4 separate regions of the Mus musculus genome follow, and all the other regions are linked to region 4. A link is a loop called in an ENCODE intact Hi-C map of the cell type or tissue named here. Cell type or tissue: heart. All regions are shown on one strand. Links, peaks and the distances in the headings refer to the core of each region. The heading gives the core; the rest is flanking DNA.

Region 1 (7,975 bases), core at 2,032-7,031, 230 kb before region 4:
GTCTGAAATGGAACTAGAAAACCAAACTGCTCAGGCATACCCAGTTAATATTAACCCCAGTCAAAATAGACCCACTTAAATGGTATCCACTGCAAGTCTTAGCCTTAAAAGAACTCAGGCAGGAAGTGAAGGAAGACAGCACCCACGCACCCTGGACAAAATCTCTCCTACAGAGCCATATTGCCAACTTAAACACCACCCCCACCCCCAAGATTGGAGAGATATTTGTCGTTCTTCCCTCCCTGGCCCCATGTTTTTGGAATGGGAAGCCTTATTTCGAGATGAATGCTGTCAACAAGTCAGGTAAAACCAGGGCAGAGGCGACACCCCATGGGGTTTTAATGAACTCTTTGGCCAGGAAGCACAACAGGCTACTCAGCCAGCAGGGTACTATGAGCAGGTCCCCCTCTGTGCAACCCAAGCTTGGGATCGGCTCATTCCACCCTCAGGGTCACAAGACCTCACCTCTTCCCTACTCTTCCTCCATCAAAAGCCTGGAGAACCCCTATCTAATTTTATTCTCAGAACTAAAATGAGCCTAGAAAGAAAAATTCGCAACCCCATAGCCAGAGATCGTTTTCTTAAAACCATTGTATGGGAAGGTATGACTTCTTAATCCAGACTAGCTTGCCAGGGTCTCTGGGAGGAACTTCATGATAGGTGGATTGTAGTACCCGAGATATAGGAACCATGCCACACCAGATTACATTCATGGCTCAGGCATTTGTAGCAGCAGTAAAAACAGAAGGAGTCTGCTTCAAATGTGGGGAGGCTGGACATTGGAGGGATGAATGCTCACAAAACCCTGTCCCCCTAAGAGATTCTAATCCCCCTAAGACAATCTGTCCCCACTGCAGAAAAGGTTTCCACTGGAAGAGATACCATACCATTGTATATGATAAGGATGGTAAGCCACTGGAACCTTTAAGCTCCAGATGGGACAGCCCTCAGCCCTGACAGTAAGAGGGACAACTGCTCCCATAGAAGCCTTATGGGTGTCCAGCATCTCAGAAGGCGCCCATCCAAAATTAACCACTAAAGTAGACAATAAACCATTCAAGTGCCTTATTGATCCTGGAGCAGATGGTCAATCTTAAGACAGCAAGAGATCGCATGTGACTGGCAACCGATCCCTGGGTCCCAGCTCATAGGCATAGGGGGTACCTCTCACACATTCATCACTAAACAGGCTTACAAGTGGAAATACCTGGATGAGGCTACCAGCTTTATATACCCCCTGGTGGCTCAAGTAGCCCTTGACTGGTGGGGCTGCCAGACAACACCCACCAAGACCACCAAGGTTTCTGAGAAGGATAAGTGTCACTGAAGTTAGCAGCAAGTATAGACCAAGTAGCTCCCGAGTCTATTAAAAATGACAGACTTTCCAGCTATCTGGACAGTCATTCTAGATTGCTCCGTGGTAGTCTTGATTTCCTTGGGGGCAGAGGTCTCAGGGCCACATCGGTCTTTAGCTACCAAGCCCAGACTTTCCTGTGGGAGAGGAAATTGGGGGACATGTCCAGATTGTCTAGGCAAATTGGGGCAATCACCTTTCCGGTGTCCTGCTTGTCTGTAGTAGTTTGGACAGGACCCTGGTGGCGGTTGGGGTGAAGGGCAGTTTTTCACCCAGTTTTGCCACATTTAAAGCAAGCTCCAGGTGGAGTTCTATGCCCATCTAAGGACTGCTGCCAAAAGCTTGCACGTCTGAATCACAGGTAGCTTTTTGCATCTTTTCCTGTTCATCTTTTCCACTAAACACCTTAAATGCCATATTTAAGAGATATCTCTGTGGAGTTCAAAGGCTGTCATCCTGCTTTTTAACTTTCTTTCTAAAATCAGGAGTTAACTGGAAGAGGAAGTGAGAGATGAGGACAAGCATGCCCTCTTAGAAGTTGCAAAATAGGTGGGATTCCAGGAAGAGAACATACGTATAACAAGTTAGTTATAACAGCTTTCTGAAACAAAGACACAATTGGCAAAAAACAAAGATATGATTGCAAGGTGGTCAGAACAAGGCAGTCATAACAATCTTTTAAAGCAAAGATAGGGTTGCAAAATGTTTATAAACCACATTTTTGAAACAAAAACCTGGTCGCTGTTTCCTAGAACAAACAGTACAGAACCACTAGTATTAAAATTACAGGCAGGGTGTAACCAAATCCTTGAAAAACAGAGGTTTAATCATAAACAAGAACGAGCCTTGTTTGTCTTTAAGATAGCCTTCCTTGCTAGCTTAAGTGTAGATACACACCCTTTACAGTATCAAATAGGCACCTCAACCTGTCCTGGGTTTCAGAATCAGATGAATGGAAAAGAAAAATAAAAAGGAAAGGATAGGACAGGACCTGGCTGCTCCTAGGTATGGTGAAGGAGAAAGTCTATTATAGATCTAAGGGAGACATAGCCAGAGGCAGAGACATCTGGGAGAGTCCAGAGTGATCACAGTCCTGAAACACGTGGGATGTGGGAGCAATGGAGGGGAAGAGAGAATGAGGAGAACTAAGCAGGCGCCAACGGTGGGGGGAAAAAAGCAGGAATCAAAGTGTCTGGGTCATGTAAGGAAGAACCTCTGGGGAAGGGGAAGCCCAGTCCTGGTGTCGCAGAGTTTAGGGTAGAGGGTGGGACTGGGGAGTTATACTAGCCATACCCTTTAACTGGTAAGGAACTGAGGGATGCTGGGAGAACCTGGAGACCAGGTCTGTTTTGATATGTTAAATAGGCATCCCACCTGCTTGTCCTGAGTTCGAAACTTAACAATAATCATGTTATCTCAAGCAATAGGGATGAGATTATTAGTATGTAAGTGTGATAATAATTGGGATATTAAAAGCTGATCTCGAGGTCACTCCTGTTGGTTGCACTGTGGCCAGAGAGGGCCCTGGGGATTTCAGCCTCCTCTGGCTTTTGTGCACTGAGGTCAGGAGAAGTGTTGGAACTACTATCTCTTCTGGTTAGGGACTGCTTTGAGACTTGGGGACCTACTGCTTTGTGATGTCAATAGGTATGGGGAGACTGTAATTCCTCACTAAGTGCCATCTGGGGTCAAAGTGTGTGTGGGGAGAGTCATTCCCCTAAATGCCCAGTGAGGTCAGGCTGTGGGTGGAGACTTGAACTCACCACTAAGTCGAGCTACTTGGTGTGGAGGTGCCCACCCCAAAGCTGGCTGCCTGCTGTGCAGCTTGTCCTCCTCTGCAGCTCATCAAGAAAGCACACAAGGCCAGTGTGGTAGGTGCTCCATGGTTTGTGCCTCTCCATTTCCTCTTCCTTCTCCATACTTTTTCTCTTTCTTTTACATCTGAAGTGACCTGTGTTGGCACTAGACACCCCAAGACAAAGTTCTCTGGACACACCAGAAGAGGGCATCAGATCCCTTTAACAGGTAGTTGTGAGTCACCATGTGGTTGCTGGGAATTGAACTCAGGAAGAGCAGTCAGCACTCTTAACCACTGAGCCATCTCTCCAGCCCCCACAAAGGAGATTTATTTGCCCCAGAAGGACAAAGGACCAGGAATAAGAGAAAAAGACAGAAGACAGAGGACAAGGCTGAAGGAAAAGGAACAAGGGAGGGATGGGAGCAACAAAGGATTGCCTCTGCATAGAGAGGAGATAAATATGACCCTTAGGGAAATGACAGTTTATAAAGGGGAAAAGGGAAACCCCATGTTAGGATGAATTGGAAATGGTTTTAAATATGCTTCAGTCATTTGTTTTACATGTCTGTGGAGTGCAGTTCTCAGTGCTAGTTTATAAAATCAAAATATCAACCTACTGAAGATGCTCTGACCTGAATTAATGGTCATTCAACAAGATTAACTCCTTACATAAAATAAGCAAGCACATCTACCACTTTAGTTGCAAATTTACTTTAATCTTACATAAATGATAGCATTATATTTATAACAAAGAATCATTTACAAACAAAATTATGGACACAGGCCTGACCCGTTAGGAGTCCCAAAGCCTTAATCAGGCCACGCCTCCTGCAGCTCTCTTGACAACAGACTTAAGAAGCGACTGTGCTATGTGACTTGAAAACTCTAAATGTATGAAAGCTGCTCTTTGTCAACCATGCTGCGCTGACTAGATCACTTCCTGCCAGCCCTCCAAAACTTAAAAAAGTTAGATTTCTTGTTTGTTCTGGGGATTGGCCTAGAGAATTCTCAGGGAGATTATTCAGAAGACTCACTGGGACACCGACCCCCAAACCCCAACCCCCACACCCCGCACCCCACCCCTCTCATGGTGATTTGTCAATTCTCCACTGGAGAAATGAGCCAGTTCAAGACAGATTAGATTATATAAAGTGCAGGTTTATTGAGAAGCTGCTCTCGGGCAAGTTCACTGGCCCCAAAGACCCAGGCCAGGGAAGTCCCCATTGGACCGTCAGGAAGGGGGAAGAGAAAGAGAGAAAAGCTGCGTGTATATAGAGAGAAGAGAAGTAGAAGAGAGCAGGAGAGAGAGGAGACCAAAATGTTTGGATCATATAGGAAAGAGTCGGTGGGGTGGGCAGCCCATTCCCTGGGCTGGAAAGTTAAGGGTTGGGGGCAGGGTTTGCCAGGTAAGGACTGAGGGATGCTGGGAGAGCCTGGAGGTCAGGGCTGCTTTGATATGTAAATGAAACCAAACTCTCATCTGTCTTTTTTTGGCTTGAACACTTACCTTAGTTTTACTCCCCCGTCCCCCTAAATTAACTTAGATTGATTTATGTGCAAGTGTGTTTTACCTGCATGTATGTACATGAACCTCACGAATGCTCTGTGTCCTTCCTGGGCTGAAGTTACTACGAATGGATGGTTGTGAGTCACTGGGCTCTTATCTCCTGAGGAATCTCTCCAGCCCCCCCTTATCCTCATCTGAGTGAAGGTCTCCCCCGTGTTTTACTTGAAATCCCATTTTAGCTGTCTCTCCAACCATTGTTCCTTCTCAAGCATATTGTACCACCTTGCCTAGTCATTGTAAGAGATTTTATTCCTGAAAGAAATTGTGTGTCAGCTTCCTTTCTGGGTTGAGTGCAGCTGTCCTTCGTTCTCTTTTATGTAAATACTATCGGTAACGCATATTTCAGGAGAAGCCCTGGTCTTTCAGAGTTAATCTCTAACACCAGCGCAGGAGCCAGAAGGTTAGTGAATATTGCCATCTACTGGCAATTTTGGAGAATTACAGTCTATGTCATAGTACAGGAAGCTGTGTACTTGGTCACCTACGACTCATTCTTGAGAGCTTCTTGGTTTTGGAATAGTCAATTGGTATCAGATGAATTCCCGTCACTAGCCTAAACTCCATGTTTGGTTTAATTATACTATTCCCATGATCTTGACAGTAAAATAATATTGATTTTATATTCTGGAGGCAAAATCCCTAGGGATGTAGGAATAAAGCTGTGCCTGACACACTGCATGTTATGATATTAATCCTTTTCAAGCTATCTTTTTGTAGATGAAAACCAGAGGCACTTGGCTTTGATGAACCTAGTTAACTGCTACAAGTCCTACTGTTAACTTTTAAAACAGCTGTTGACTGATTGACACACATCATCATCAACACCACCACCACCATCATCATCATCATCATCATTATCATCGAGGGTCCTGGGGGGCTGGGGAACCACTTTGCACTGAAAAGTTTAATTGTATAGTGTTTACCACATGGTATTGCCCTTTCTTAAAACTCTTTGATTTGAGTTCAGAACTTCAGCTATGTACCTCTACATTGTTCTTGTCCAAGAAGAGTGAGGAGTTGTTGTACTTTAGAATGTGCCACCCAAGGGATCTGGTGTGAGGGGAAGGAGGAAATGCTGAAGCAAGGGTAATTGTGCAAAACAACTCCTCACTCTTCTTGGACAAGAACATTGTAGTGGAATATAGCTGAAGCTCTGAATTCAGATCAGGATAGCTGGATTATTGGCTTAGGCCTTTGAGAGCTTGCAACAAAATCTTCAGACTCAGGCCCTCCAATCCTCGTAGCTCTACTCAATATCAAAAGAAGGAATTGTTTCTCACTTTATAAAGCACATTACAAAAATATTGCAAATAAATGAAAACACAACACCCCAAAATTATCCAGACCCAAAGTCTGTATGACTCAGTAAACCTCTATACAGCTAGAATGGGCATTCGGAACATTAGCTGTGGAGTTCTACTTACTTTCATACTTCCATCAATATACAAAATATGCATAAAATATATCGGACACTGAAAGTGTAAAAAAGGGAAAGAGGCGAGGATTTTTGAAGTCACTCTACATTATGATTCCCCCCTCTAAAAGAACCATTGGAATGTATATCTATAAAAATATTATAAAGAAATTGACTTTTGTGATTTGGGCAAGCCCAAAGTTTACAGCAGTGTGGAGATAGACTCAGAAGCAGTAGAGACACATGTCGTACGGTGGCTGCAGGAGCATTTCTGTTTGCTCAAGGAGGCCAGCTGTTCTGCTCAGGCCTTCAGTTGATGGGATGAGTCTCATTATTGGAGGGTGGGGGGAATCTGCATTATGCTGCTTAAATGATTTAAAGGTTAATTTTATTTAACAATTTCATTTAAAAAAAAGTCTGTCAAGGCCACACATAAAGTCAAAGAGCACTCTAATTTATTCCTTTTGACCTTGTGAAGCTTACTTTTTTTTTTTTATTTTTTTATGATTTTGAGTACCACCTTACTTTTTTTAAATTTACATTTTATCCTTCATCTTCCACGTCCTGGTACCTCAGGCATGAAACACCAGGCCCGTCTGCTATCATAATTTTTGTTGTATCGTGGGCATTATATACTTAATATTTTCTTAGATCTATTGTTACCTACTTAGAAAGAGCTTGGTATTCAAGGTTTATGATAGTGGGTGCATTTTTTTTTTTTTAAAGCAAAATGCACAAGAATAACACTTGAACAGATATGCAGCACCTCCTACTCCGTTTAAGTTGTCTGGGTAGCCAAGGTGCCCACGGCTCCGGCTGGCCACCAGGAGGCGCCACCGTCTCCTGCACAGGGAGCTAGGATGGAAGCAGAGGAAGTTTTGAAGCTGTAAGCTGCACAGGACAGATAGCTTCCTCAGCCTTATCCAATCAAGAGGGTCATTTCTGTCAGGGGCCAGTAGGTTTACCAGGACACTCCCCTGCAATGCAGAGGCTCCCGTGCCCACTGGCCTTCTCAGAGGGGTGACTGCTGTGAGGTGACAGAGTTCTGTTGGCGCATGTCCATTACTCTGCACGAGGAAAAGGCCAGGGTAGCAGCCTTGGGGCCCTCAACTTTCCAAGTCACTTGCTGTAACTGAGGGAAATGGGATAACATTTGAAATGTAAATACAGAAAATATCCAATTTAAAAAAGAAAGAAAGAAAGAAAAGAAAAGAAAAGAAAAGAAAAGAAAAGAAAAGAAAAGAGAAGAAAAGAGAAGAAAAGAAAGAAAAGCCACTTCCGGGGTAAGGGGCTGCATTTCCGGAACCGTGCTTGTGTTTACCACTGCTTTCGGCTCCAGCCGTCCAGAACTGGTTAGCAGGTACAAGATTCTCTGGTGAAGGTCAGGAAAGCTGGTTGCAGTCTCAGTGTTCTGGAGGAAGAGACAAGCAATTTACTGAGGTCTACACAGTAAGTTCCTGGTCAGTCAGAGGCCACAAGGTGAGACCCAACCAAACTAAAACAAATGAAAGAGTGAACTGCGGAATCCCGAGCCTCGGTTATATTTGGTGTAAGGTCATACGTGGCAGGTCAGGACTAGGGTCCCATAGTACGGACCAGCACATGTGCTTCAGCACCTCCCAAACAATCCGTGCACACTTGGTCTTTAATTTTCTTATTTATTAGTCTAAGTTGTAGGTTTTCAAAGAAATGCTCACCTATTAACTGGTGACAATACATCAATGGGCTGGATGTGAGAATTGAAGGAAGGAATATATAAAAGTGCTTAAGTTAATATCTGCTACATAAGACCTCAGTGCAAGGCACTTAACTGTCATTATTGTCCTTCACAGGAGATTTAAT
Region 2 (7,975 bases), core at 1,297-6,296, 280 kb before region 4:
CTAGGTCAGCTTTGATATGTAAAATATGCACCCTTGGTCCCTTGTCCTGGGACCTGAAACTAAACATTGGAAGTGTTGCTATTTCTTGGCTGAATATATTGATCTCAGAGCTCCCTCTAAATCAATACATTCTCATCTTTTGTTTTTTCTTTTCTTTTCTTTTCTTTTCTTTTCTTTTCTTTTCTTTTCTTTCCTTTCCTTTCCTTTCCTTTCCTTTCCTTTCCTTTCCTTTCCTTTCCTTTCCTTTCCTTTCCTTTCCTTTTCTTTTCTTTCCTTTTCTTTTCTCTCTCTCTCTCTTTCTTTCTTTCTCTTTCTTTTTGTTTGTTTGTTTGTTTTTTTTGTTTTTTTTGTTTTTTTGTTTTTTGTTTTTTTTTGAGACAGGGTTTCTCTGTGTAGCCCTGGCTGTCCTGCAACTTACTTTGTAGATCAGGCTGAATCTGCCTGCCTCTGCCGCTCAAGTGCTGGGATTAAAGGCCTGCGCCACCACTGCCAAGGCTCATCTTCTGTTTTCAAGGTGGGCACGTGGGCAGCAGCTGGAGAGATCATGGATGCTATTGGGGGAGCAACGTGGGGGTGATTCACTAACTTGTCAGCACTCAGACAGGCTAGGGAGTAGGAAAACAGCGTTGTTTTGCTTCTCACCTGCTCAATCATAAACTCCTCTGGCTAACCCCAAGGTGGCAGAGAGGCACAAGAAGAAGGACAGCCCTCTTTTAAAACCAAATTCCAGTAAAGTCTGGCCATTTGATAAAGTTACCGAAATGGAATTCTGGGTTACGTGGGGCATTGCATTGTGACCCGTTTAGCTCTCAGAGTCATAGAGCTGGATCACTTAATCAACCTAGAAGTTATTTAGTACCACATTTGTCCTTCACGAAAGTCCTCTTTTTTGATTACTTTGGTAACACAGGCTTTTGTTAAGCAGAACTGGTGACTCAATATCACAGTCTTCTGGAACAAGAGAACTTGGCTTTGTGGCTGTTACAAATGAGACATTTCTTACAAAATTGGGTAAGACCATATGCTTTCAGCTTGTACCCCTGGACTCTGGTCCTATTCTCTGCAGCAATGTAGAATGAATGGCCCCTTATTCTGTGTGACAGATTTGACTACTCACCAATGCCTGGAACACACTATACGTTCTCCCCAGGAAAGAGAACTACCTCAGAGCTTCATAACGTCTGGGCTGAGCATTAGTTGGGCACAGTTCTATTTCCTAACTGGTCACTATTTCTGTTAATTTAGCCTAAAGTCTCTTTAGCCTGCTTTATTAAGGCAAGCAGTATGCTGCTGTCCTATTAGGATAAGAATCAATAAAAAGCCTTAGTCAGATCTTTAGGCCTATTAAACCCTGTGACCTTCACTCCACCTCCTCGCCCACATTTGCTTCTTTAAAGCCAACTCATCTTTACAGGCCTAGGCCAAGTGCTCACCTCGTCCAGCCAGAGCCTCACCAATATTCCCCAGCTCAGATTCCAAGTTACTTCCCCTGTGCCCCGTCCCCGGCCTTGCAGTCCAGTAGTTTCTCAATGAAGTGCGTTCTGATTTATTTGCACTGCCATCTCTCTCAGTATTCCATGCACTCCTTGAGGCCTGGTGTGGTTATATTCATGTTTGCATATCACATCACATGAAGCTATTCTAAAAAGACGTGACTTGATTCACCTGCAAGTCTTCTCTGTGGGCATAGTGTTCTTCTTTCGTCGGCTCAGGAGGCAATGAAGTGATTTAAAACCATGGGCTCCCAGAGTCAGATTCGAGTTGAGTCCTGGTTTTGCCACTTAGAAGATATATGATTTGGCTGAGATATGCAATCTGCCGTGCCTCTGCTCTCTCACCTGTAAACTGCAGACAATTAAAGCTTCCAACTGAGGCTTAGGTGCTCTGAGTGTAAAGTACTCAGTGCCTGGCTCGTGCCCAGTGCTAAGGAAGTCAATACTCGGTAATTTTTTTTTAATCTTCTAATTGTAAACAACTGTTCTCTTCTTTTGTGGCAATGGCATGGAATTATAGCTGTTTTCTTGCCTCACAGAATATGAGTCTCTGATGGTGGATACCTAGATCTATATCCCTAGAGCCAGCAAAAGTTCCAGAATGATTGCCCTCAGTGTTGAATGAATGAATGAATAATAAATAAATATGAGACTTTTGAATTGAAGCCTTGATGTGTTATGCATGTAATGTGTATCTGTAATTGAAGGCATTGCACGTTAAGTCTTAAGAATGAAGATCTCAGGAACCAATGAGAAAGTAAAGAAACTATGAATTTAAAAATACTTAATTTTTGAGATTATACTGTAATTATGTAGATCTCCTTGTTCTCAAATTCGTGGCCTCTTGTTTCATTAATTGTTGTTACATGGATATATATATGTATGTATATACACACATAAGTATAACCTGCTCAGTCTGTATATGTATGTTTTCAGAGCTGACCAAAAGAATAAATGGGAATAAATGGTAGAGAGTAGTAGGAGCAGAAAGGTGAGGTAGAAAAATTAACAACTAAGATTCCAGCATGAGACCTCTGTGTTCTTTCTTACTGTGTTGCCACTTTCTGTCGCAGCCCTTGGCAAGCGTGGGGAAACAGCATACACCCTTGAACGGGTGCCCCCGAGTTACATCATGCTCTTTACGGCCATGAGTTGTATTTTAACAATTCTCTTGTGCTTAGGTCATGCCTGGTAACATAACAGGGATTTCACGAACCCTTGTAGAAACCCAAAGCAGATAGTATCATACACTGACAAAATTTTAATTCGAGGACATCAAGGCTCAAGTCACACAGAAAGTTAAGTTTCAGGCCATACCTGAAACTCATTAAAAACAAAACAAAACAACAACAACAACAAAAACCCTCTAAAATGCTACTCTTCCCTCTACAGAGTCTTTTTGAGCACTTACGGATTAACAATGCTTAGTAACTGTTAAAGTGATTTAATTTTTCGAATAAACCAAAGAATATGTACTTTGTTCTGGAGCAAGCAAAGCTCGACAGAGTTGGGTTTAGAACAGAAACACACAATACTCCCCTCCAACAACAGAACAAAACTTCCAAAAGCAAAATCCATATAAAAAAGTTGTCAGGGACATCAATCTAGCAACAGCTGTGCCTCTCTCCACATAAGCAGCTGCCACAGGAAAAACTGGCCACAAGGCTATGACAGCAATCTTACCTGCTCCAGAAAGGCCGAGAAAGCCCTATCTGAAGGGTGCATGCTATTGTCCAGGTATCAGAAAAGGATGCAAGGACTCTTGGTACCAGGAGGTGGCACTAGATCCCCACGGAACCTTTCTTCCCCACCCCACCTTGCCTCAAAAGTTTTTGTTTTCATCCTCTACTTATCGTCATTGTACAATAATTGATTAGACATTTAGTTGCAAAACCACCATGCCACAGGATAGCATTATCGGTTGTGTTGTGCCAGAACCTTGTGTTTTAAGGCTGAGGAAACTGGAGCGGCTCAAGGTCTGCTGTTATGTTGGTAACTTTGTCAGGACTGGATCTCAAGTGTTCCAGTTCCAAGTTTGATTTCTAATATCTTCTCACTCCTCTCTCTTCCTCCACCTCTCTTCCTCCTCCTGGTGCTATGTACTGATTTTAATTTATTTTCTGGCTTTATTGCAGTTCAACAGATAAAATTATAAAGTTTAAAGGAATTCACTGTGATGGCATGGTATACACATGCATTATGAAATAATCATCATTATAAAGTTATTACATATGTATATGACCTTGTATATTTATTGGTTTTGTGTGATTAAAAATATTCAAGGTATCCCCCCTCTATATAAGTTCCTAGTATACAATAAAATCTAGTTAACTATGGTCAGCACACAGTGTTATTATTAAGTCTCTGAACTTACTGTTCATTTTATAGCTGAAAGTCTGTGTGGCCTGACTGCAGAGCCTTTCCCAGTCCTGTGCAGAGCAACCAGGCTTCCTGTATTCCCTGTTTTTATTAGTTCACTTTTTAAAGAGTCTATTGAAAAGTGATATTATTATTATTTTACTATGTGTCATTGTAGATATTATATTATTACCATAGATCAATCACTTATATAACAAGCTTTTTGTTTGTTTGTTTGTTTGTTTGTTTTTCGAGGCAGGGTTTCTCTGTGTAGTCTTGGCTGTCCTGGAACTCACTCTGTAGACCATGCTGGCCTTGAACTCAGAAACCCACCTGCCTCTGTCTCCCAAGTGCTGGGATTAAAAGCATGTGTCACCACTGCCAGGCTTAAATATTTATTTATTTATTTTATGTTTTTGAGTGCTCTATCTGCATGTACACCTACATGTCAGAAGAGGGCATCAGATCCCAGTATAGATGGTTGTGAGCCACCATGTGGTTGCTAGAAACTGAACTCAGGACCTCTGGAAGAACAGACAGTGTGCTCTTAACCACTGAGCCATCTCTCAAGCCCCTAATATTATATGTATGTATATATATATAATATATATTTATGTATAGCATATATTCATATACATAGGCAAACATACACACAATTTCACTCCAAAACATCTACTGCTGAGCACTTAGGTTGAATCTATATCCTGTCTATTGTGAAAAATGCTTCAAAATACTGATTTTGTACTTTTTTTTTTTAATTTTTTTTTTTTTTTTTGGTTTTTCGAGACAGGGTTTCTCTCTATAGTCCTGGCTGTCCTGGAACTCACTTTGTAGACCAGGCTGGCCTTGAACTCAGAAATCCGCCCTGTCTCTGCCTCCCGAGTGCTGGGATTAAAGGCGTGCGCCACCACGCCCGGCTTGGATTTTGTACTTTAAAAAAAAGATATAACCATAACTAAGATTGCTGAATCATACGTCTGTCTTTAATTTTTGAGGAAAAGCTATACGGGTTTTCATGAAGGCTCAATATGCTCTACCTTACAATTCTACCCACAGAACACAAAAATTCTTTTCAAAACTCAACCATTCTCTCTTTCTGAGAGTAGCCACTCTGTCCGCTGTAGTTTTAATTTGCTTTTCCTTGGTTAATCCTGAGGCTGAGAACCTTTTTGTGTACCTATTGGCACAGGTGTTTCTTTTGAAAATTGTTTAAGGGCCTTTGCCTATTTCTTTTTTTTCCTTTAAAAAAGATTTATTTATTTATTTATTTATTGATTGATTGATTGATTGTAAGTACACTGTAGCTGTCTTCAGACACCCCAGAAGAGGGCATCAGATCTTACTCCGGATGGTTGTGAACCATCATGTGGTTGCTGGGATTTGAACGCAGGACTTCTGGAAGAGCAGTCAGTGCTCTTAACGGCTGAGCCATCTCTCCAGCGCCCCTCCCCCTCCTTTGCCTATTTATTAAGGGGTTGTTTTATTTCTGTTGTTTGAATTTTCTGGATTTTGATCTCTTATTGGATACATCCTTTGCAGAACTTTCTTCAGTTCCATAGGCTGCCGTTTCATGCCTTTGCTGCTAGAAGCTTTTGTGTTTGCTGTAGTCCAGCTTACTAAATTTTGCTTGTAATCTTGGTGGAGTCATAGTCTTGATCACTACCAAAAAGCCTTTACATGTCCTGTCTGAAAGTTTTTAATTCCTTTGATGAGCCTTGTGAGGAAAATGTTCTGATATTTTAAAAATATTTTATTTTTTATTTATGTACCTCTGTGTTAATGTATGCTGTGTATGGGTGCCCAAGTAGGCCAGAAGAAGGCATCAGACCCTGTGGAGCTGAAGTTATAGTTAGGAGCTGCCTCGAGGTGGGTGCTCGGAACCAAAAAGTCCTCTGCAAGAGAGTTGGGGCTTTTAGCTTCAGAACCGTGTCTCCAGCCCTGATATCTCTTTAATATATGTTCTATTGTAATTTTCATATGCGAGGGTGCACAGGAAAGAAACTTCTGACATGAGTGCTTCATTGGGTGGGGTGTTTTATTGTGACTAAGAGAAAGAAAATATATAGAGGCATCTGGAAGAGTCCAGATTGGAGAGAAAGAAGTAGACTGGGCATGGCCGATGCTAGGGAAGCAGAGAAATAGGTGACAATAGTAGAGAACGCAAGATAGCAAGAGATGGAGAAGAGAGCATAGTGTGTTTGTGTGTGTGTGTGTGTGTGTGTGTGTGTGTGTGTGTGTGAGAGAGAGAGAGAGAGAGAGAGAGAAAGAGAGAGTAAGAGAGAGAGATTGGAGAGCGTGTGTTGGGTAAATCATAGAGACTTTAAGAAGGATGAGCAGGTAGGGTAGGAAAGGAAGGCCAGGACTTTGAAATGTATAACAGGGACTTGTGATACCATGGGAACCTGGAGGCCAGCATGAGTTTTGGTATGCTTTACATATGTCCCTTCTGGCAGAAGGAAGGAAAATTACTCCATTTGGCAGATGAGAACTGGTTTCGCAAGTTTCTGAAGAATGTTGGTTTTTATTTGTCAAAAATAACTTCTGTAGTTCAGGTTGAGTTCATTTCTGGATATTTGAATTACCTGAGACCTAACAACTTTATTTTATGAATGAAAAATTCCCAGCACCCAGATGAGAAAGTGCACACAGAATCTCACCCGTAATGATCTCTGCAATTGATATCCATGGACAAAGGGAAAGTCAGTTTTCTTCAATGATCAGTCACTCACTGGATTATAGCATTCATCCTCCTTCCAGGTCAGACTTCTTACCCAAGAATACTTGGCTGACACAAATGAACTCAGTGGAAATTTTTTTTTTTTTTCGAGACAGGGTTTCCCTGTGTAGTCCTGGCTGTTCTGGAACTCACTTTGTAGACCAGGCTGGCCTCGAACTCAGAAATCCACCTGCCTCTGCCTCCTGAGTGCTGGGATTAAAGGTGTGCGCCACCATACCCGCTCAGTGGAATTTTTGTAGGCTTTTTCTCACTTAGCCTTGTCTTGGCACTGTTTTTTTTTTTTTTTTTCAAAGATTTATTTATTTATTATATGTAAGTACACTGTAGCTGTCTTCAGACACTCCAGAAGAGGGCACCAGATCTTGTTACGGATGGTTGCGAGCCACCATGTGGTTGCTGGGATTTGAACTCCAGACCTTCGGAAGAGCAGTCAGGTGCTCTTACCCACTGAGCCATCTCACCAGCCAGGCACTGTTTTATATATATCTTTTTTGACTGGTTTGATCTTTGCGTGTTTTGATTTTCATTTTCATGGACTTTTTGTTTGTTCCATTTGTGCCTTTTGGGGTTTTGTTTCTTTCCCTTCTTTCTTTTTCTGTTTTGGAACTATTAATTCCATCTTATGAATGGGAAACTGGAGCTTGAGGAGTTTTCCTGAGATCATAAACTTTATAATAAAACAAGGCTTTAAGTTCACATTTTTTTTTGTTTTTTGCCTTTTTTTTTTTTTTTAAATTTCAATCCTCACTCTTCTTCTGTAGAATGACAGTTGTTGTGCTTTGTATTGAAGATTCAATGGTAACTGGTGTGTAAACCTCACACTTGGACAGGAAACAAGTGGGTTTAATATTGGTTTTGAGGTACCATGAGAAGCTCTGGTGATGGTAGAACTAGAGATGCCACAGTAAGTGTGATAGGAGGGATTTTGGCAGGTGACGATCAAGAAAGCATTTAAGTGAAAAAAATTATATAAACAAAGCAGTACTGGCAAGATGTCCAGTTAATTCAGAGTCTAGGGACAGTGTGGAAATTGGGTTAGATTGTATGTTGAAGTCAGACAGACCATCAGACTTCTTTTCTTTTCTTTTCTTTTCTTTTCTTTTCTTTTCTTTTCTTTTCTTTTCTTTCTTTCTTTTTTTTTTTTTTTTGGTTTTTCGAGACAGGGTTTCTCTGTGTAGGCCTGTCCTTGAACTCAGCAAACTGCCTGCCTCTGCCTCTGCCTCCCAAGTGCTGGGATTAAAGCATGCTCCATCACGTCCGGCTCCCAACAGGCTTCTAAATCATTCAATTAATATAGTCATTTATTGAGCATGTATCATGGTAAGTTACTATTCAAGATCTAATGGTAGGGTAAGGGTTCAAAAATCACTGGATGAAGACCCCAGAC
Region 3 (7,975 bases), core at 1,134-6,133, 360 kb before region 4:
CTGACTGTTTCCATCAACTCCCTATCCTGGGGTTACCATCACACTGCTGGACAAGTTTCTTTAAAAACAAAAACAAACAAACAAACAAACAAACCAACTCATGAGCACAAGTCCTCATGCTTCCTTCCCCAGCAAACCCTTTGTGGACTGAGCCGTCTTCCCAGCCTTATACATATTTTAGTGGTCACATGGTTAGAGTTGCATTGCTGTGAAGAGACATAGTGACCAAGGCAACTCTTATAAAGGCAAATATTTAGCTGGGGCTGGCTTACAATTTCAGAGGTTCAGTCTGTTATCATCATGGCAGGAAGCATGTCATCACTCAGGCAGAATGTTGGAGGAGCTAAGAGTTCTACATCTTGATCTGAAGGCAGCCAGGAGGAGACTGGAAATCCACACTGGATGGAGCTTAAGCTTGGAGACCTCAAAGCCCACAGAGATATCCTCCAACAAGGCCACACCGTCTAATGTTGCCACTCCTCATAGGCCAAGCAACAAACACATTGGGGCCAAACCTATTCAAACCACCACACATGCTATAATTTGATCTATTTGGTCAGAGTTCAAGATTGGCCAAGAACATCTAATATTTAGGCCTGTCCCTACCTGTTCACTGAGATTTGATATGGTCTTTCTACCAACTCAAACTTAACCTCAAGACCTTGAGTAGCACAAGCCACTTTGCCTTGAGGAGGAAATGGTTGTCCAACTTCAGCGTGTATAGACATCCCTTGAGAGCTTGTTAACAGTTCAGATTCTCATACTTCACATTCACAGACTCCAATTCAGGTGGTCACTAGTATACATTCAGTAGTCACCAATCAGGGTATTGTAAGGGAGGCAGCTGCTGAGCCCATGGGTATCTTTAAGAGGGCTTAGAGGAAGAGCATTCTATTTGGTTCCAGGGTCAATGGCACGCACAGAGGCAGGAACAGAGGTGATTTTGGAAGTAGGGGATGGAGGTGATGGTCAGCAAATGGGAGGAACCAAAAGAGAAGGGGAGTGAGAAGGTGGGGCACCTCAGTGACTGTTCTACTCCCGTGACAACACCATCGAATATGTAAAATCTTATACTAGCAAAACTAAGTCAAAACACTGGACAGTCATTGTGTGCAATGTGCAGAAGTAGAACTACTGCGTTAATGGTTAACTTGATTCTTTCTGGCCACTGCCTGGCAGCTTGCTCATGTCATTTATCATCAGAGCTTCACAGGGAAAATGCAAGTGGCTGGCCTCAGAGCTCTGAGCTCTGAAGTCTAAGAAGTTAAAAGTTAAAGTTTAAATAATGATATGTTTGCAATTATTATTATTTTGGCTACAGACCTGGGAATAGGAAAAGCTTGAAACTTTGGGGAACAATTGTAATTCTCGATTCTTTGTGGGATGTGATCATTGTTTTGAATTTGATTTGGCAATGATTGTACAATGTCTTTTTTCTACCTGCTTTTGGAGTATCGATAAAAGACCGGGGCAAGAAAAAGGCATGAGAAGAGTGAATGAGGAGAGAATGTGAAGAGTGAGTGAAGAGAGAATGTGAAGAGTGAGGAGAGAATATAAGGTGTGTATGGAGAGAGAGAGAGAGAGAGTGAGTGAGTGAAAGAAGAGTGCATGGAGTGTGTATGAGATGTGTGTGAAGAGTGAAAGGAGAATGCATAGAGGTGTATATGAGTGTGGGAGCTCAAGAAAAGAAAAGCACACAGGAGAAAAGCAGAGAGCACAATAGAATGCAGAGTGTGTGCAGCCTCAAGCTGTGAATGAGAAAGGGAGAAAGAGCAGAGAATGAGAGAAGAGGGAGAAACTTTAAGCCTTGAAAAATTGCCTGTCAGCTGGTACCCAAAAAGTAATCTGTGTTTATTTATTATGCGCCTTCTAGATATCCCTGCTTCCAGTTGAGAACTATGATCCTGTGTCGAGGCTGGACCCCGACGCTCTCCTTAGATTTCTCTCAGCCCATTTCAGTGTACCCAGGTTTTAGGCCTGGGTGTCCTGAGCATGGTCCCTTCATGCCTTATACAACCTTCTACAACCTCTGGTCTCCTCCTCATTATTTTCTCTTAGAAAAACGCAGATCCCCCCTTTTTTTGTATGGAAGTTTGTCATTCACCTTTAAAATGAAAGATTTATTTATTTTTATTTTGTGTGCTTAAATATTTCGTCTGCAGGTATGTAAGTACACCATGTTTGTGAAGTACTCAAGGAGGCCAGAAGAGGGCATCAGATCCCCTGGAACTGTAGTTACAGATGGTTATAAGCCACCATATGTGTACTAGGAACTGAACTAGGGTACTCCACCAGAGCAGTCCTCGCTCTTAACCACTGAGTCATCATCCATTCTCACCCTGTTAGTCATCTTTTATCGCTGGTGCATCCTCTTGTCTGGCCCTTTACTCTAAATTTATCTCAGGACATTTTTCTTGGCAATTCCACTCCATGGAGCTATTTTATTATCATATTGGGATTTTCACTTTTCCTATACATGCTACAGCATCTGTGCTATGTAGGGGGCCAGGGGGCATCACTTCTGGCTCTATGGTTAGCACTCAGCAAGTTGTGTGAGGAGATGTGTAGTCGATTTTCAGTGTTTGTTGTTGAGTGGCCCTCGGTTAACTCAGGGTAACCTCACTACAGAATCAGGGGTGCTGAAACAAAGAGTCCCCAGACTGTGGCACACACTGACTTCCTGCCCAGGAGATGCTGAAAATGAAAGTCACCTGGGCTACACATTTATTTATACTTCAGCATTTCTGAAATCCAGATGTAGCTCTTCTCTTTTACTTAAAACTAAATCATTCATGTTAGGTTTATTCTCTTGGCCTAACCCTGTTACTTCAGGGGTATCCTTTCCATCTGACTAGGAGAAATTTGTTTTTCAGTGTGAGCGGGAGTCTCGTGAGTAGGACAATCCATCCACAGGCTCTGTAGGTACAGTAGCACATCAGGGGTGCTTTGCTTATTAGATCTGTCTGTGACTGTAATATGCATTTAAAAGCATTCACACTAGAAACTCAGAACCCTTTTGGGTCCCTGACCCCTTGTCCAACACCACTGTTTGGCCTGGTCACATTTGCTACTTCTGTCACCGTCTCACTGGAACCACACATACAGGTTTCACGTGACATCTTTTAGGTTGGTAGCTTTTCTCTCTCTCTCTCTTTCTTTCTTTCTTTCTTTCTTTCTTTCTTTCTTTCTTTCTTTCTTTCTCACTCTCTCTTTCTCTCTCTCTTTCTCTCTTTCTCTCTCTCTTTCTCTCTCTCTTTCTCTCTCTCTTTCTCTCTTTCTCTCTCTTTCTTTCTTTCTTTCTTTCTTTCTTTCTTTCTTTCTTTCTTTCTTTCTTTCTTTCTTCTTATTTATTTAATTTAATTTTATTTTTTCCTGCCCTGCTCACTTGCTCCAGCCCCGCTTGCTCAAAGATTTATTTATTTTATATATGTGAGTACATTGTCGCTGTCTTCAGATACACCAGAAGAGGGCATTAGATCCATTACAGATGGTTGTGAGCCACCATGTGGTTGCTGGGAATTAAAATCAGGACCTCTGGAAGAGCAGTCAGTGAGTGCTCTTAACCGCTGAGCCATCTCTCCAGCCCCGGTTGGTAGCTTTTCAAATTATGCATGCTTTTGACGACCTGAAAAGTTTGATGGATGTTCTTAAAATGAACACAAAGTTTTGAACCTTTTGATTTGTAGCATTTTTGTGGGTTTTTGGCTCAAGAGAACAGAGAAAATTTTTCACACATTACCTCTGACCACTCACTTCACAGTCCATATGTATTTTAAGTCAGAGGCTTGTATTTAATGTAGTGCTCAATTCCTGCTCCCAGATGCTCCTTGGGTTCTCATACAATTCAGTGTTTTAAAAGGAAGGGAATGTATTCTCAACAGATCTGCATCTGAAGACTGTACAGTCATCTTTCCTCTACAGTCTAAGCTGCAGATGAGCACGTGAAGGGGAGTCTCCTGTCCGTTTGAATTCCAAGAAGGATCATAAGATATCTTCACTGTTAGAGCTTCCATTCAAGAGTTAGGTCCACATGGGACATAGAGATCTAGAGGGCAGCTGGCTTGTCTTAGTTGATAAGGAGAGAGTAATAGACAACAGAGGGTAAAAAAAAAATGAAGGAAATCGTGTAGGTAATGGACAAAAATGAAAGCTGAGGAGATGGGAGAATAGTGTGAACTCAGAGCATGGTGGAGTGCCCATAATGAAGGTGCTAGCAAGATCCGATTGTGGTAATTACACCAAGTTACCACAAGGTGGCAATCAAGCCTTAGCCATGAGAACATTGTGTCTGAGGCACACTTTAGAGTCCCTTCTGCGTGCTGCTTAGAGAGCAGCTGTGTATATCCAAAGCTGGCTGAGTTGGTGAGGATAGGCTCTATGAAGCTGAGGATGGGTGGGTGTGGAGTAGGGAGACGGTTGCAAAGCATGAATAGGGAGGGATGTCATAAAAGTAATAACATCTATTCAATGGATGCCCACAACCGACCTAGGCAATACAGATCAGAAAACAGTGGCACTCGAAGGCTGTGTAAGAACCATGCTTATTGAGTTGGGATTTAATGTCATTCTAGAGATTATTACAATGACAAGCACAGAATAGACTTTTATGCTTTGTTTAGTTCAATTTGCTCTCTTTGATGTCATAGTCACACAAAAGGGCTTCCAATGGTTGGGACTGGACACTCTTTTCAGTGGGTGAGTGTTGAGTCAAATATTACCAGGTGAGTTTCTGTCTCAGGGTGACCTGACTCCCTGGTGTTTGTTTCTTGTTGTGGTTCAGTGTGTTAGCTTGCAGTCCTATCTCTTGGCGACAGGCTTGTTGTCTGCACTGCCGAGTACACAGGACTGTTTCCCATAGGCTCATTCAGGTCCTCTCCTATTCCACACACATCCAATCCGATCTTGCCAGCACCTTCATTATGGGCACTCCGCCATGCTCCGAGTTCACACTATTCTCCCATCTCCTCAGCTTTCATTTTTGTCCATTACCTACACGATTTCCTTCTTTTTTTTTTTTTTTTTTTTACCCTCTGTTGTCTATTACTTTCTCCTCATTGACTAAGACAAGCCAGCTGCCCTCTAGTTCTCTACCCCTTTATCTACCTCCCATCTTGCATTTCTTTCTCACACAAACGTCTCCAAAGTTTTGCATCCTGATTTTCGAATATCTCTTCATGAGTTCAAGGTTCTCACCTATGCATGGGCATAGTCCGACAGCTTTACTGTGCCACACTGACTTCTCTTTCATTCTTGTTACTATATACCATAGTCTACTACAGATTTTTACCATATGATCTTTTTAATGTGTAGCAGAATAAGCCCTTTTCTTAGCTATTTCTCCCAAAATTTCCCCAACTGTTCTTGCCTATATGTTCATTTTCTAACAATATTTAAAATTATTTTGTTTCCTAAAGCTGTATGATTTCTATAATTTTTCTGCCCAAATAAGATATAGTTTATTTGTGTTAGTATTGTATTAGTGTTCTTCCTCCTTCTTCTCTTCTTCCTTCTCCTTCCCTTCCTATTCCTTCTTTTTTTTTTTTTTTTTAGAATTATTTATTTTATGGGTATGAGTACACTGTAGCTGTCTTCAGACACACCACAAGAGGGCATTAGATCCGTTACAGATGGTTGTGAATCACCATGTGGTTGCCGAGAATTGAACTCAGGATCTTTGGAAGAGCAGTCTGTCCTCTTAAGCACTGAGCCATCTCTCCATTCCTCCTATCTCTTCTTTTGTGACAGGATTTCATTCTGCAGTCCAGGCTACCCTGAAACTCATTATGATATCAGGTTGGCTCCAAACTCATGATGCTCTTCTTGCCTCAGCTTCCCAAGTGTTGGGATTGCAGACAGTAGCTGCCACAATAATCTCTTTTATGTTTGTCGGGCCAATTTTGTATCATAGGCATATCTTGCCACCAGTTGTGTGGCAATTTTCTCTTCTACAGCATAGAAATCAGATGCTAGCTCGTTCTGAAGCACAAGTGAAATTCTGTTTTTGAAAAGGGGTTCTGCTGAGGGCCATGCAGAAGGAATGACAAATGACTTTAGAACTCATGGAATGCAGCCCACAGGTTACCACACCACATGGTTGAGCCTCAGTGTGGCACAGCCCCAAGGACCATGTGTCCTGAGGACTTCATGCTGTTATGGAGTTCTCCTCTGCTTGCTGCCCCCACAGGCTTCTTAATCTAAGAAGCATTAAAAACTCTAAGGGGGCTCGCAGCCCCTCACTGGGCAGTGTCTCTGGCATTCACAATACTAATGCATGATGCAGGCATCACTACTAGCACAGACTAAATATTCTATCACCATCCTAGACAAGAACCTAGAGACTGTCAACAAAGACTACCATCTTTAGAAAACATTTGGAAAAATAAAATTGTTAAAGAAGCTAGGTAGAGATGTTTTATTATTGGTTGTGATGTAGAAACTCTTAGGGAACAAATGTGAAGTTCACAAAGGCACTCTCTTATCCGTTAGGGTAGGGACCATTTATGATCAGCGAACAAGAACAATGGCAGCACTGGCTGGCCTGACTCTCATTGAGGCTAGACTGGTGATAATTGATTCTTATACCTATTTTTGCCTTCAGCTTCCTGATATGATTTATTAATTAATAATGAGTAGATATACATTCTGAGGCTTTAAGGTAGGTATTACTGATTTTTATATAAAAGTTTAGGTTTGTGATTCTTTTAAGATTCTTACGAGATTACATTTAAAGAAAAATAATAAAATATTCCTTTCTTTGTACCTGCAAATTGCTGCTTGCCAGTAAGAGAAACTGGCTGAGAAAACTATCTTGCTTGCTTACAATTTGTTAACCTATAACAAGTTGCTTAGGTAGGAATGTACCTGGGCTCCTGGGAATACTTTGTTTTCTTTACCTTTGCTACATATCTCCTGTAGAGGTATTTATTGGGGGACACACTGCCTTTTCTTAATCATTAAAAGAAAACTAAAACTTAATCACATTGTAATTTTATACTGCTTGAAATACTTTACTGGGATATATAAGCTACAGAAGAAAAAAATAAAATGTGGGGGTTGGCACCTTACTCCTTCCATCCATCAACTGTGTGTATGTATGTATGTATGTATGTATGTATGTATGTATGTATGTATATGTATAAGGTTTTTATGAGTGCAGGTTGGGACATTATCCCTGCCATCCATCAACTATGTGTATGTATGTATATATGTAAATCTTGTCTAGGTGTGTGTTGGAACTTGCTTCATCCACCAATTGTGTGTATATATGTATCTATGTGTATATAAAATGCTTGGAGCCTGAATGCATATATGTATGTACGCATGTATGTATGCATATATGTGTGTATAAATGGATGCACGTATGTATTTATGTATGTATGAATGGATGCACGTATGTATGTATGTATTTATGTATGTATTTGTATTTATGAAGTTATTGGGCTCTGCTTTTTGTTTTGGCCACTCACTGTGTGTGTGCATGTGTGTGTGAATTTTCTCTTTCTTTTCTCAAACCGCTTGCTGCCATAGGCCACAGCCCCTACAGGTATATAGATCCACCTCCATCAGCTGCTCGAAGCATTGACTCCCTCATCAGCTGCCTGTCTCAGTTTACCTCCTGGTGTCAAAGCTGGTCTTTGGCAGAACTCATCAGAGTTCCCCAGACAGAGCCTCTAACAGCACAGGCATTTTATCTCGAGGAGAAGGATCTGAGTATTCAAGACGTTTCTGTGAAAACAAAGAGATTTTCAGTGCACGGACATCACTTTTCACATTTCTCAAAGTGCTACACTCGAATCATAGCTTCCCCTTGGTGTGAAACTCTTTCTTGGCTAATGTTTTACAGTGCAGGTAGAAGGAGACTCACAGTCCTCCATTAAATTGGTTGCCACTCGGTGGTTGCTGCTCTTAACCAGTTTGTCTAGGGCTTCCTGTTTTGTTTTGTTTCGTTTTATTTTGTTTCTCTCCTTATCATAAG
Region 4 (7,975 bases), core at 2,021-7,020:
GATTGCTGCTTCAAGAACTGTTGTTCACCCCTTGGGCTGCTCTGACCAATAGGGGCCTCTGGGTGGGGTGGGGTGCACTGAACCACTTCCAGAGCCAGCTACTTTCACCTTCTATCCTCCCTTTGTTGGCATCTCCCAGTGCTCATCAGAAGTTTGGATAGTTGGGCTTCTCCACCGGGTGTAGAGGGATCAAGGGCAGAAGCATTTGCTGATGATCATGAGTCACAAAGAAGCAAAGTGATTATTCTTTGGAGCTCTAATTGTGCTTCTGGTTTTCAGAGGGAAATGTTGGGTGGTTCTTCTCTAAATATGTCATGCTTGCTAGGGGAATGATTGCCTTCCATGGATAAAATATGCCAATCACCTTGGATTAGCTTTTATCTCGCCGTTTCAGGCTTACCCTAGGCACCTTGTTGCATCTCCATTTCTGAACCAGTATTGTAAGGATTAAAAACAGTAATTACAAAAGTTAAATGATTAGTGTGCACCTTAATTTTTGAAAATAATTAGATTAGTTTTAGGGCCTTGTAAGCTGCTTTCTTAGGTTAATACCTTTAATCATTATGTAATCTAGCAAGTGTAATTTTACCTCTATGAGTGAAGAAATAGCTTGGAGAGGTACAATGGCTAGCCCGAGATTACACAGCCATTAAGTGTAGGGTGTTTGTTTTGAAGGCCTCATCTCTATCCACTACGATACACTCCTGTTCTTTTGTGCTGGGGTGGAAAGGGAGAAGGGAAGCCTGGCCATTCTTTCACAGATGTCCTAATAACAGTAAGGCTCCTAAGGGAATTTAGTGTCTGCACTTAGCACTGCTTTATACTTGCAGCCTCCTCCAGTCACACCTATTCCAGGAATTCTTCTCAGATGCCCTGCACCTACAAGATCATTCCTGTTTTCTCTACCTGCTTAGAACTTATAGCCTTTTGCTTGCTTTGAAAATTAGTGTTCCAGTCAGTGGACAATTCAATTTCTCAATCGCAGACCAGAGATGAAGTACTGATACTCCCTGACAGACACCTACAGCTTTGCCACAAGACACGGACAAGGCACTCATGTGAGACACAAGTTAAAATCTGAATGTTGTAAAAGAAATACAGACACTATTGTGTAATAAGTGCAAGTGTGGGGAAAGAGACTTCATTCAAGCTAGCTAGATACCTCATACCAGGCTTTTTATGCTGAGTATTTGTCTTGAACAGTGTATCATGAAGAGCAATCAAGGAAGAACATGGATTAAGGTCTCAACCTGGGAAATATGCCTAGAAACTGTAAGGATTTATTGTAGCTGCTTTGATTTTCCTATTAGTGGGAACAAGAAAGAATATGTTTGCATTTCCCATAAGTTGGCAATCTTGACTCTGCTGTCTATGCTTAGACTCTTTGGCAGAGGCTGGCTCCTTCTCTAATGTTTGGCTATATTTTTCCATTCCCACCTAGTGTAAAAGAGCAAACTTCATGGACCAATATGAAAGGCAAATCACGGCCCAGTAGAGTCTGAAATCTACTCAAAAGTGAAGCTGGAACAGTGTCCAGACTTTTGAAAGTGAAGATAAAAAGTGGGTCCAGTCCCTTGGCTGGAGAATGGCATCTAGTTGGGCTGCTTTGTGTTTCAAGTCCTGGGTCTTGAAAGAGAAACATGGTATGTTCTGACTTATAATAAGATATTAGGCACAAAGTACAGGATAATCATGCTGTAATCCATAGACCCAAAGAAGCTAAGTAACATTGAGGACCCCAGGGGGCGGGAGATGCTTGAATCTCACTGAGAAGGAGAAACAGAATAGACACTGGGGGTGGATGGATGGAGGGAACTGGGTAGGGAAAGGGTGGAGTTTGTGCGTGTGATATCTCTAAGATGTGCTAGAAACCTAGGACAATGGAGAATCCCAGAAATCTAGGAGGGTGACCTTAGTTACTAGTCCTCGTAATCAAATATGGAACCTGAAACAGTCATCTCCTGTAACAAGAAAAGACTTCCAGGAGAGATTGGGATACCAACCCAGCCAGAAAACCTTTGACCCACAATTTGTCTTGCTACAAGATGTGCAAGGGTAAAGGTGGAGCAGAAATTGAGGAAATTGTCTACCAATGACTGGCTCAGCTTAAGACCCATGCCGTGAGAGAGCCCACCTCTGATACTATTAATGATATTCTGTTTTACTTGCAGACAGGTACCAAGCATAACTGTCCTCTGAGAGGTTTCACCGAACAACTGATGGAAACAGATGAAGAAACCTATAGCCAAACATTAAGTGGAGTCTGAGGAATCCTGTGGAAGTTGCAGGGAGGACTGAAGTAGACAGAGAGGTCAAGGACACTGCATGAAGACATAGAGAATCAACTAACCTGGGCCCACAGAAACGGATCTGCCAAACAGAGAGCATGCATGGTACAGTTCTAGGCCCTCTACACATACGTAACAGTTTTGCAGCCCAGTCTTATATGGGACTTCTAACAGCAGGAGCAGGGACTGTCTCTGAATCTATTTTCTGCCTTCAGGTTCCTTCCCCTATCTGGGCTGCCTTGTCTAGCCACTATAGGAGAAGATGTGTCTAGTCCTATTGCAAGGCCTCCCCTTTTTTGAGGAGAAAGAGAAGACAGGAGGATGGGAGGAGGATAGGTGAGAAGGAAGGACTGGGAGAAGAGGAGGGAGGAAAGGGAAGCTATAAAGTAAATAAAAGGTATAAAGTAAATAAATTAATTAATAAAGAAAGAAAAAAAAGGAGAAGTCCTGGGTCTCCACCGCATTTCGTGATCCATTCTGGGATATGGTGAAAAAAATTCCAGATCATCTCTATATGAACAGGTAACTTTCTGGAGCAACTCATCTATGTTCTGTCACCCAGCTACACATCCAAAAATGACCCATCTCACCTCTTCTCTGTGTATGGTGGTGGACTTTGTTCAAGGGACCAAAAGAAAAGTTTTTGAGTCTATGTCTATGTAATAGTAATTTATGTTTGTATGACCACACAACTATACCTGGTGGTCCATTAAGGTCCATCAAGGAAACATGGAGAATGGGAGCCCACTTCAAAGCTAGGACTAGAGTTGATTGTTCTTGAACTGAACCTCAATGAATAAAAAAGAGAAAACAGGTTGGATGGAAGGTGAAGAAGAGGTGAGGAGATTGGATGCCTGTGAACCCCTCCAGTGGGTGAGAGTTTGAGGAGGAGGAGAATTTTGCCAAACCATGTGTCAGAGACTGTGGGCATTACAACAGTGTTTTCATACCCTCTATGGGAAACAGAAAGACTTTGAACATAGAGACCCACTTAGCTTTGCATTTTAGTACATTGTCTATTAGGAGGATGGCGCAGTATGGAGAGGTCAATAGGAAGTGGGCATCAAAGCCATTTTAGATGTTGTGGCTTAGACTGGCTTGGTGCAGCGTAGGGGCCTGGAGGGAAAGATTTTTTGTATAACTGGGAAGTGGCTATGAAGTGGTCATGGGTCTTGCAGGAAGGAGCCAATGTGGCTTCCACTGCTTTGAACTTTGGCCACTGCAGGTTCCCTGATGAGGTTTTTTGCTGAGGCAGAAAACAAAGAAGCAAAAATAGGTGTATGGGGCAGAGGGCAGACAGGTGAGTTAAGTGCTATGTGCCGAGTCAGCAGAAGATCGGGGGGCGGGGGGGGGGTGGCGCTAGCTGAGTGTATAGCTGTCAGTAGAAGCTCTAGCTAAAACATTGAAAAATTTGGGTATGGACTGTGCATAGTGAACAGATCAAGAAGAGAGTAAGGGGTGAGTTCAGGTGTGACCAGCAGCAAAGAGTATAGCAAGGTGCAAGCCAACATGACCCTGGTCTTGGTAGTAAGATAACAGCTGGTTCCAGATCTGGGGGATTTGGGCACTCAGAAGATAGACTGTAATGCACTTGGTTGAGGGGCAAGTAGGAAGGCATGGAGAGAGAGAGAGAGAGAGAGAGAGAGAGAGAGAGAGAGAGAGAACAACTTTTCAGTCAGTGAGACTAAGAAAGCAGGTGGTGAAAGGAGTCACAAATAGGAGGAATCATTCCAAAGGGAAACCTACAATTCTGTTTGTAATCTGAGGGAAACTACTGAAAGTGTTGAGTCTAGCATGCCTGGGCTCCCTGGGACTTTAAGAGTCCTCTTGATGGCAATCTGTATAGAAGTTCTAGAACAGCAGACAAAGCAATCTTCTGGTCTGTGGGGACACTATGCAAACCCCTCTGCTGCTAGCAAGGCCTCAGCATCTGCTGCAGCCCCTTGTTCTGTGAAAGAAGGCCTCACAGCCAGAGGATCGCTCTGAACACCAAACCTGAACCTCCTCCTGCTCTCAAGGCTTCAGCCTGAGTCTGCCAGCAGCAAGCTTCCCTTGGGTTCCTTTACCAACAGGTCTCTTTATGGCAGAAGAGACAAGGGTAAAGTTGGATGGAACAGGAGACGTGCCTAGCACCAGGATAGCTGAAGTACAGGCCTTCAGACCTTGCTTCTGTGTCAGGTGGAAGGAAGGCAGCGTTCTTTGGCAAGGCCCGTGGCCTGGCTGCCACCTAGTGTTCAGCTCTGTGTATAACAAGAAAATCTCTCACTGCCACTGTGGAGGATGCCAAGAAAGCCTTCAAAGCAGCAGAAACTTTAGCTCACCTGGCTGGACTAAGGAGAAAATGCATTTCATGTGGTGAAGACAGAGCAAAGCTACAAGTTATCTTGAGCCCAGAGGCCAATAATTTGATCATCACTCAGCACAGTTGTTTTTTGTTTTTTTGTTTTTTAACACAGTCTTACTCTATTTGCCTAGTTAGTATTGCTTTTCCCATTTTATAGATATGGCTTATTCTTGGAAAGTTCAAACGAATTGGCTAAGTCATTTACTTGTTAAATACAAGAGTTAGAACCTGGAGAGGAGTCTTTAGGTTTGGGACTGAGCAATCAAAGTCTAAGGCAGAAGTAGGCATGAAGCCTGGAGGATTGAGACCAAGGCCTGGCTGTCCTTAAGGTCTAGCAAGGGTAAGAGATGGGACACCCTGTATGCATCTGTGCAGTATTTCTGGGCTTGCATGGAGCCTTGCCAGGGACACAGGCTCCCGCATGTCCTGCATTGAGCCTAGTCAGAGTTGACACCAGATCTCAGCTGTGATAGGAAGAGGATCTGAGGATGGTTAGCAAGGTGTTCGGCGAACATTGGAAAGAAGAACTCAAAATCAGTCATGCACTGGAGAGTAGATGGACCCTAGGAGCAGGCAATGTTGGGAGAACCCAGGTCTGGTCATCTCTGTTGGATTTCAGGGAGGCAGGAGAAGAGAGCAGCCTTTTCCTCACACCCAACTTTGCAGGGAGACCGTGGCCTCTTGACGTTTGGGTCGGGAAGAGTAGATACAGCTGCCTTCTGCTCCAGGCTCACAGCTGAGACACACAACTGTTTCTTCCTACCTGCCTGACTATATAGTGAATTAGATCCCATTGATGATCAAGAAATCACAGTTGTTATATGTCTTCATCTTTGGTGCATCCACTCAGTTCGTTTTAAAACATTATTTTTTTTAAATGTCTGCTTGCATGAATAAGACAGAGCCACTATAGGAAAGTCAGGGAAATATAATGAGAATAATATGAATTACATTGCACTTCCAATGAACTAAAATGAAGCAGCTGTATATTATTCCTAGTGATCAGTAAGATACCCCTGCTTCTTTTTCCAGCCAGTAAAGGTTCATGGTGCTTTGGTGTCTTCCATACAGTGGGTGTTCAACCCTTACGTGTTGGGTGCCTGGTTGTGGACAGGTGCTTGGTGAGCTCAGAAGTTTCCTGTAAACATTAGAAAATGCTGTGTATTGGAGGTGGCTGCTGCTACGTGGAAGAATAGCTGGGACACTGCCAGATTCCACATCACTTGTTTTTCCCAAGTCAGCTACTGGCTCCCTGCCGGGACAACATGCTGAGCCTTGCAGGGTCACCTGAGTGTGAATAAGTTCTGGAAGCGCCAGTCTCACAGCAGTTAGCTGTTGAGGACCTACTGGGTGCCAAGCCCCTTGAGAGCTCTTGGGGGGGGGGTCCAAATATTCAGGTTACTGGTCACAGGATCTACAAACCACCCGGAATGCAGCTTGCCATAGGTGGCAATCGAGTCAGATGTAAAGTACAGCAGAGATGGTTTGGGGAGTCGGCCACTCTAGAGAAGCTTCATAGAAAATGTGGCATGAGAGCACAGAGTGTAATAGGTGTGGGGGTGGCTGGGAGGGGTGTGTTCAGGATCAGCTGGAGCGAGAGTCTGTTTTGAGAAAGAAAATTGAAAAAGTTGGAGCCATGACCTGGCAGCATGAAGGATTAAAATGTGTTTAACCAGAAACATAAGGAGTCTTCTATTGCTCACATTTTCAAATCTGAAAGTGGTGTCAGCCACCTCAAGGCCCACTGTGAGCAGTGAGCTGCCCTGGCAGCATGGAATCCTCCCTCCTCCATGCTTAGTTTGGATTTGTCTGGCAAGATTCAGGTGTGTTTGATTGGGCTGTCCAGGCCCAGTTCCAGCTTGCCTTCTTCCAAACCGCTGGGATTCTCAAGTCAGATGAGGCTGTTTTCACAAGTCCCAAACCTTCCTGCTGTGATAGCCCATCACCTTTTCGAGGCCTGTTGTCTCCACTAGACTCTGTGCTTTGCAAAGGCAATAGATGTTGGGCTTTTCCCTGGATTCCTAACACCTCACTCAGAGCACAAATTCATTAGAGGTTCAATTTCCTCTTTCAAAATATCACAGTCTCTGTGTCAGTGCAGGTCAATTACTCCATTTGAGACCCACTCTAGGGATGACCCTAAGCAGTGATGATCTGATGTAAGTAAGAAGATCTGGCGTGGGGTGAGTTCTCAGCAACTTCAATAAGCACTTGATGAGGGTCACGTTCCAGGCTTGGGTAATGAAATCTCACCACTCGACAGAAACTGGTTTTTATTGGCAACTTGACAAGTCAAACTACACAGCCTTTCCCACTCCACCTACAGCACCGGTAAGTGACAGATTTAGGTGGTAAATGCTTGGAGTGCCTTGAAGATTTTGTTTTAGCCAATCAGCAGAGTGCTGCTATGACATGGGTGTGCCTTGATGACAAATGGTGGCCTGATTATTGAGGTCTATTGTTCCTAAGATAGGTTTTGGGAGGCCACCCAGTGACTGAACCAGATTTAGAACTGCCTGCAGGGACTGGGAAGCAACGAGAAGCACGTCTTCTGGGTATCAATTCTGTTGCATCATTGGCCTCATTTAAGAACCTGGAACTTAGCCTTTGATATTAATAGTCCCCCTGAAGGCTCAGATTATTTTGACCCCCTAATTCTTGTAAAGGGGTATCCAAAGAAGGGGAGATGGGTGAGTGGATAAACAGAGAGATGAGACTGATGGATGGTAAGTCATCAAGTTCATGACAGATAAGTGATAGAATGCAGGGAGGGAGAGAAGGAAGGATGGATGGATGGATGGATGGATGGATGGATGGTGGAATACAGGAATGGAGGAACACAGAATCAAGCTATACCCGGGATAGTCCGCCTAGTAAAATATGCTTGATGCTAGTTCTAGGGTGCTGCTGTGGAGGTACCTCGGTTTTCAGTTTCTGACAGCAGTTTCTGAAGACTTTCTCATTAACTTCATATGGGCAAACCTGTTCCATGTACTTTTTCAGGAATCAATAATAAATCAAAAGTTAATAACGCCTACATTTTCAAAGACTTGCCATCTACCGAGCTACTTTTTAAAAATATATATATAATATGATTTTTATAATCTCCTCACTGAGAAGAGACTTCTTTTAACCAGACTTTGACAAATTTACACCACTATTCCAAAGGAAAAAATTTAATACTAAACACATTTGTTTAAATTTGTCATCTCGAAAACCTTAAGAGGTGGGTTGGGATACCACATGCTCAAACTTCAGCCAACTTGTGGAGGTGATATAAAACATCTATACACCTATATCACTCTCTCATGCGATAGCTGGGTAGACTGTATGGAAGAGAGTG

Evidence for each region. Peaks named below come from ENCODE experiments on the same cell type or tissue, not always from the same donor. Only the 100,000 strongest peaks of a DNase experiment are listed, where the experiment ranks them.
Region 1: a loop joins it to region 4, with 8 times the contacts of the local background. A loop is called at or near these places in 6 of 42 quality-filtered maps.
Region 2: a loop joins it to region 4, with 12 times the contacts of the local background. A loop is called at or near these places in 10 of 42 quality-filtered maps.
Region 3: it touches region 4 in a loop (9-fold over the local background); 24 of 42 quality-filtered maps call a loop at or near these places.

What each region holds. Positions count from the first base shown.
Region 1 is chr3:93,359,263-93,367,237 of GRCm38, reverse strand. No RefSeq gene overlaps it. Among named protein-coding and RNA genes, the nearest start is that of Rptn, 30 kb to the left of the region's middle. In heart, for the core only: CTCF peaks have their summits at 5,148 (motif pointing left) and 6,959 (motif pointing right); no DNase peak of the experiment used is centred there; H3K27me3 peaks cover 300 bases.
Region 2 is chr3:93,402,481-93,410,455 of GRCm38, reverse strand. No RefSeq gene overlaps it. Among named protein-coding and RNA genes, the nearest start is that of Rptn, 13 kb to the right of the region's middle. In heart, for the core only: a CTCF peak has its summit at 3,268 (motif pointing right); no DNase peak of the experiment used is centred there.
Region 3 is chr3:93,490,475-93,498,449 of GRCm38, reverse strand. No RefSeq gene overlaps it. Among named protein-coding and RNA genes, the nearest start is that of Tchhl1, 26 kb to the right of the region's middle. In heart, for the core only: CTCF peaks have their summits at 2,200 (motif pointing right) and 4,236 (motif pointing right); no DNase peak of the experiment used is centred there.
Region 4 is chr3:93,127,172-93,135,146 of GRCm38, reverse strand. It overlaps Gm35785 (a long non-coding RNA gene), which reads left to right and starts at 6,902. Exons shown (of 4, transcript XR_375840.1): 1 at 6,902-6,963. In heart, for the core only: a CTCF peak has its summit at 4,517 (motif pointing left); no DNase peak of the experiment used is centred there; H3K27me3 peaks cover 358 bases.